2 separate regions of the Homo sapiens genome follow, and region 1 is linked to region 2. Evidence: chromatin contacts called from ENCODE POLR2A ChIA-PET data. All regions are on one chromosome and are shown on one strand. Each heading gives the region's core, a stretch centred on a gene start or an enhancer-like site at or near the end of the contact. The rest is flanking DNA. Distances are from core to core; before and after follow the strand shown.

Evidence for each region. ChIA-PET counts read pairs that join two places held with the same protein, here RNA polymerase II (POLR2A).
Region 1: POLR2A ChIA-PET joins it to region 2 with 10 read pairs in endothelial cell of umbilical vein. The contact joins two enhancer-like sites. POLR2A ChIA-PET finds 5 or more read pairs at or near these places in 2 of 52 experiments (activated B cell and endothelial cell of umbilical vein).

The regions. Positions count from the first base shown.
Region 1 is chr22:38,692,353-38,695,534 of GRCh38, forward strand. All of the region lies in intron 2 of JOSD1 (Josephin domain containing 1), which reads right to left. Among named protein-coding and RNA genes, the nearest start is that of JOSD1, 7.0 kb to the right of the region's middle. Within about 2 kb of position 1,804, at least 4 of the 41 ENCODE cell types and tissues checked have a DNase peak (open chromatin) inside an H3K27ac peak, as active enhancers do; they include endothelial cell of umbilical vein, where a contact is called at or near this core.
Region 2 is chr22:38,237,535-38,240,542 of GRCh38, forward strand. All of the region lies in intron 3 of TMEM184B (transmembrane protein 184B), which reads right to left. Among named protein-coding and RNA genes, the nearest start is that of TMEM184B-AS1, 7.7 kb to the left of the region's middle. Within about 2 kb of position 1,682, at least 19 of the 41 ENCODE cell types and tissues checked have a DNase peak (open chromatin) inside an H3K27ac peak, as active enhancers do; they include endothelial cell of umbilical vein, where a contact is called at or near this core.

The DNA of each region.
Region 1 (3,182 bases), core at 554-3,053, 450 kb after region 2:
GACCCAAGAATCAGAGTGGCAGGGGATGGGGGCTTGAAAAGAAGAGAGGCCAGCTACATCCCTGAGGACTAGGGATGAAACATAGCTTAAAAAGACAAAGGCTCTCCATGGGTACTCACACGTTTGGATTAAATGAGAACACACTGCCAGGTGCAGTGGCTCACGCCTGTTATCCCAGCACTTTGGGAGGCCGAGGTGGGAGGATCACTTGAGGCCAGGAGTTTGAGACCAGCTTGGCCAACATAGTGAAACCCCATCTCTACTAAAAATACAAAAAAATTAGCCAGGTGTGGTGGCAGGTGCCTGTAATCCCAGCTACTCGGGAGGCTGAGGCAGGAGGATCGCTTGAACCCGGGAGGCAGAGGTTGCAGTGAGCCAAGATCATGACATTGTACTCCAGCCTGGGCAACAAGAGCAAAACTCTGTCTCAAAAAAAAAAAAAAAAAAAAAAAAGAAAGAAAAAAAGAGAACAGAACACATATGAAAGAAGGCCTAGCCCCTGATATAATTGGTTCCTTTCCCAAGTTTCTTGTTCCTTTCACTGAAGTCTCTGACCAGTACATGAATGAAGGCTCCAACAAGGAAAATGCTGAGTCTTCCACCTCATTCACCATCTAACTCCCTACCAGGCTCAAACCTTAGAGCGGCGCTTCCCAAGGGTGCTCCTGGAGATGCCATTTCCATGTTCATTAACAGAGGATCCCAGAAGGCATCCAATACAATAACAGCTGAATGAACCAAGTAGGTAAATGGGTTTCCTGCAGAATTCTTGGAGTCCCTAACATGCTAATCTTCACTTTGAATCTCAAGGAAAGGGGATTATAAAATATGCTTCAGTTCCCAAACAAATTTGACCACACATTTGTTTTGAGGTGTACCTTACAGAACTAGCTTTCCAATGATCTTTCTTCCCTGTCCTTCATCTTCTGTCTTGGATTCAAATCCTTTCCTATTACCACTCCATCTCTCTCCTAACCAGAGGCTCCTTACCTCACACCTTGACTTCTGAAACAGATTCCTAAAAATTGATCACTTTGCTTCCAAGCGCTCCTTCCACCAATTCAGCCTCTATGTTCCTGCCAAATTCACCAAGGCATCAATTCACTTCCCTTTGTATATATAGGAACTGACAATGGTACCAACTGCCTGGTTGGCCAGTTCTACACTTCCTGGCCCCACTTGGCCAGCTATATCCCTCTCACTGGGCTTAGTGCACTTTAGGCACCATGATCATATGGCCTTTATTCTATTTTTTCTTCCTCTGTCACCTAGGCTGGATTACAGTGGTATGATTGTGGCTCACTGTAGCCCCAAACTCCTGGGCTCAACTGATTCTCCTGTCTCAGCCTCCCTCTTGAGCCACTGTGCCCAGCAGCCTCTATTCTTTTATCCTATTTCCTGTTCCAAGCCAAATCCTACAGCTCCTTCACACCCTATCTCTTCCATAGGATCTTCCCTGGATCCTCTGTAAAAAAGGGAGGGAGAGTGAGGACCATACATATCTGAGTTCATATCCTAGCACCGATCAACACTAACTGTGGGATTTAATCTCCATGCCTGTTACCTTGCCTGTAAAAATGGAAATAATTACTATTTTATAGGACTGTTGGAGAATTCAGTTATTTCATATATGTTCAATCAAACACTAAATCCCTGGATAGTTTTTTACTCTATATCCCTCACAGCTAGGCACTGGCAACTCAATAAACACGTTAGGCAATTTGAATACAGGAAATATTGAGTAGCTTCCATCTCATGCTAGAGGAATGGTCATTTGAATAAGTGGGGCCCACCCAGCGTATTCACCACACCAGCACTTGCTTGTACTTTTAACAGTAATCAAGTGGCCACTGTGTTAGCTGCTTTTATGGGCTTTATCACTTCCAGCCATCTTGAGATACCATAAACATGGAAGCTGAGGTGCAAAGGTTATGGTGACTTGCACAGTCAGGCACAGCTGGTGAGTGGCAGGGCTAGGGTCAGCCTCTACCCTAAGACAATACTGAAGAGTGCTCTGGATATTTCAACACACCAGTCCCACTGAGTTCCATGGGATCCTGATGATTCCAGTGGAAAGTATTCTTGAGACTCCTTGGCAAACTCCTGTTTGGGACTGTCTTAATGATTTCCATAGAAATTCTGGGCTACAAAGTGAGCCTCTCACTTCTGTCATCCACAGCCAGAGGTTAGAGCCATGAGATGTGAAGTGATGTAAAAGTGAAAAGACGGGCCAGGCGCAGTGGCTCAGGCCTGTAATCCCAGCACTCTGGGAGGCCGAGGTGGACGGTTCATGAGGTCAGAAGATCGAGACCATCTTGGCTAACACGGTGAAACCCCATCTCTACTAAAAATACAAAAAAGTAGCCGGGCGTGGTGGTGGGCGCCTGTAGTTCCAGCTACTTGGGAGGCTGAGGCAGGAGAATGGCCTGAACCTGGGAGGCGGAGCTTGCAGTGAGCCGAGATCATGCCACTGCAATCCAGCCTGGACAAGAGAGCGAGAGACTCAGTCTCAAAAAAAAAAAAAAAAAAAAAAGTGAAAAGACGGGTTCTAGTCCAGGTCTCCCCACTGTCTGTGTCCTCAGATAAGTCCTTGTTCCTCTCTCATGGTTTCCACTGTGTCTGACTATGGTGATGATTTTGGATATTAATGAAAAAGGAGATAGGAGACATTTCATCAAGATTCTTTTCCCCGCCCTAATTCTTTCTTTCCTTATCAGATCTGAAGAGATGTGACATCAGAAAATATGGCTCAGAACTTCCTGATGTTTCTAAATCAGGCATGGGTCAAAGAGCTAGGCACACATTAGTAATCCGTAGGTGTTAGCTATTATTACTACGTGTTTGCCTAGCCCTTGGACAAGAGAATTCAAGTCTCTAGAGGTTAATACTTAACAACAACTTTTCTCAGTTATAACCACCATACTTCTAAATGTGGCCCCTTCCACCTGCTCAAGGACTATGTAATGGGGAGGCTGGAATAGTCATCCTCTGTGGTAGAGAATGCTAATTGTTCACCAATATCCCCAATCTCTTTGCTCCTTCCAACTTTCATTAGATTTTTTTCCCTTGATACCAAGCTACTTTTTGCCTAGTTTTTTTTTTTTTTTTTTTTTGAGATAAGGTCTCACTCTTTTGCCCAGGCTGGAATGCAGTGGCACGAACATGGCTCACTGCAGCCTCGA
Region 2 (3,008 bases), core at 432-2,931:
TACTTGGAAAGACTGGGGGCATTCTGTATTTCAGATAACGGGTGGATGAGCCTGGAAAAGTTAATTTTGCCCACTTTGGGCAGAAATCTTCTCTGCTCAGAAAATAGGGGCCTCAGAACGTTCTTATGCCTCTTTTCAGTGATGGGTGATCATCCTGGACAAGAATGGGCACAGTGTGTTGCAACCAAGGGGGCAGGGGTCTGCGTGGTACAAGTGACCCCAGACTCTAAGCTGTGCCAAATGGTTCCTCTTCTCCTCCCTACTGTCTTTTTTTTTTTTTTTTTAGACGGAGTTTCGCTCTTGTTGCCCAGGCTGGAGAGCAATGGCAATGGCGCGATCTCACTGCAACCTCTGCCTCCTGGGTTCAAGCAATTCTCCTGCCTCAGCCTCCCGAGTGGCTGGAAGTACAGGCATGCGCCACACGCCTGGCTAATTTTGTATTTTTAGTAGAGATGGGGTTTCTCCATGTTGGCCAGGCTGGTCTCGAACTCCCGACCTTAGGTGATCCACCTGCCTCGGCCTCCCAAAGTGCTGGGATTACAGGTGTGAGCCACTGCGCCCAGCCCCCTCGCGGCTTTTTTATCCTCTGCTGATCATGCTTATTCCTGCTTCTTTCTGCCCTGAATGCTGTTTCTGACCTCTCTTCTACTGGCTTCTTCTGAATGTCTTTCTGCACTTGGATCTATCAACTTCTTTTTTTTTTTTTTTTTTGAGACAGAGTCTCTCGCTGTCGCAGGCCGGAGTGCAGTGGTGCGATCTCGGCTCACTGCAACCTCCGTCTCCTGGGTTCAAGCGATTCTCCTGCCTCAGCCTCCTGAGTAGCTGGGACTACAGGCATGCACGACCACGCCCAGCTAATTTTTGTATTTTTAGTAGAGATGGGGTTTCGCCATGTTGGCCAGGATGGTCTCGATCTCTTGACCTCACAATCCGCCCACCTTGGCCTCCCAAAGTGGTGGGATTATAGGCGTGAGCCACCGCGCCTGGCCACTATCGAGGTCTTATAATCCTTGGCTCTATCTGCAAGAGCCACAGCCAGCCAGGGAGTCCTTCTGGCAGCAAACTGGCCTCTGGCTCTTGTGTGGCCCTGCACCTGCGGCCCTCGGCTGTGCTCACCCCGGTTGGACAGTGAATGAAGCATCATTCTCTGTTGCTGTCATGCATTCAAATCTCTTTCCCTAACAGGAGTTCACACTTTTCCAGGGGAGAAACTTGTCCTGTCCTCTCTTTCACCATGCTGGCACAGAGCCCTAGGATTCAGAGACCCAGCTGCAAGTTTGGCCTTTGGCCATTACAAGATCTGGGTCACTCTGGACAAGTTTCAGAGCCTATTCAAATTTTTTTCACATTTGTAAATGGGGATAATATATATACTCTGCCAGGTACTTGGGAGGTGAGAATGAGCTAACAGTGATGAAAAACACGTGGGAAAACTGTGAAATGCCACGCAAACATTCCTAACAAACAGCAACTGCATAAAGCGACATACGGACACCGCCTCCTGCCTCTGAACCCCAAGGCCCTGTGCCTCTGATCACAGAACTCCCCAGCACTGTCTCAGAGTTGTCTTTATGGCCCACCCCCAACCCCACAATCAAACACTGAATGCATATGGGGGGTGGTTCCCACCCTGCCCCCATCTGCCTGCCCCTCCACACCCTCTGGTGACACATGCCAGCACTATGAATTCCAGCCCTCGCAGATGGTACGTGGCACTAAGCCCTCTTCCAAGACTCAGCCCTCTCTTTGAGAACAGGAAGCACTAGTCACAGGGTTCACAGGCTAAACACACACTTATCTCCACTATCCCCCTCCTCGCCCTCCTAACGCCACTGAAATGAGAAGGAATGAGGGTGGGGTGGGGAGCAAACCTTCAAGGACAAGAGGAGTGGCAACAGCCAAGCGACATCAACAAAGCTCTGAACGCCACATGCCCACCGCTCCATGGTCACCGAGTGGCGGATGGTTGGGGGTGGGGGTGGGAGTCAGAGCCCTAGGAAAAATCAGCACTGCACATGCCAGGCAGCTCTGGTGGCTGTGGGTGAGGGTGCAGACGCAGAAGCTGGTTAAAAGTCTCCACGTGGAGCCACTGCATTACAAGTTTCAACAGAGGCTGAGACAGCTCTATCCTCAGAACACGGTCCAGCTGAGGGCAGTAATGGGACAACTTGGAGAAAATCCAAAGACTAAGCCTGAATACGAAGGGCGAGAGGTCCTCTCAGATCTCTGCCACGCTGTACCAGTCACTCAGCCTGTGCAGTGTTTTGAGGCAGGAGATGAAAAATTATTCTCTACAGAAACAGGTCCCAGAATTTAAAAAGGCTTCATTTGGTACCTGCCCCCCATGCTGCATACAAACAGCCAAGGAAACACCCCATGTTCCATCACCCAATCAGGAGGTCCAGCAATTTTTTTTTTTTCTGGGGCGGGTAGAGATGAGGTCGAGGTCTCGCTCAGTTGCCCAGGCTGGAGTGCAGTGGCACGATCACAGCTCACTGCAGCCTCAAACTCCTGGGCTCAAGCCATCCTCCCGCCTCAGCCTCCTGAGTTGCTGGTATTTTAAGCCCTTCTTATATATAAAAAATAGCCAAGGATACTGATATTTGAGGAGCGCTTCTAACAAGAAGGTCAAAGACCAAAGCGACCAAACAGAAGAAAGGAATTCAAGAGATAGAGACAATGTAGGGAACAGAAGAAAACTGCAATGACCATCCCCAGAGACCAAAAAACAATACTCTCTCACGTACCAAGAACAAGGCATCATAAAGAAAAAGAATGGAGAGAGCTACTGACATTCTAAAACATGATAAAGGAACTAAAACATTCAACAGAAAAGCTCAAAGGTAAGATTAAAAAAACAAACAATCAAAAACAAAAAACAAAACAAAACAAAGTTCATGGAAAACAGTACCAAAAAAGAGCCAGAAAATTATAAAGAAAATCTGAGGCTCAATCCAGAAGCGCGAGGTCCTACTAGCAGGAATTCCAGAAAGGGAGATTGGAAGAAA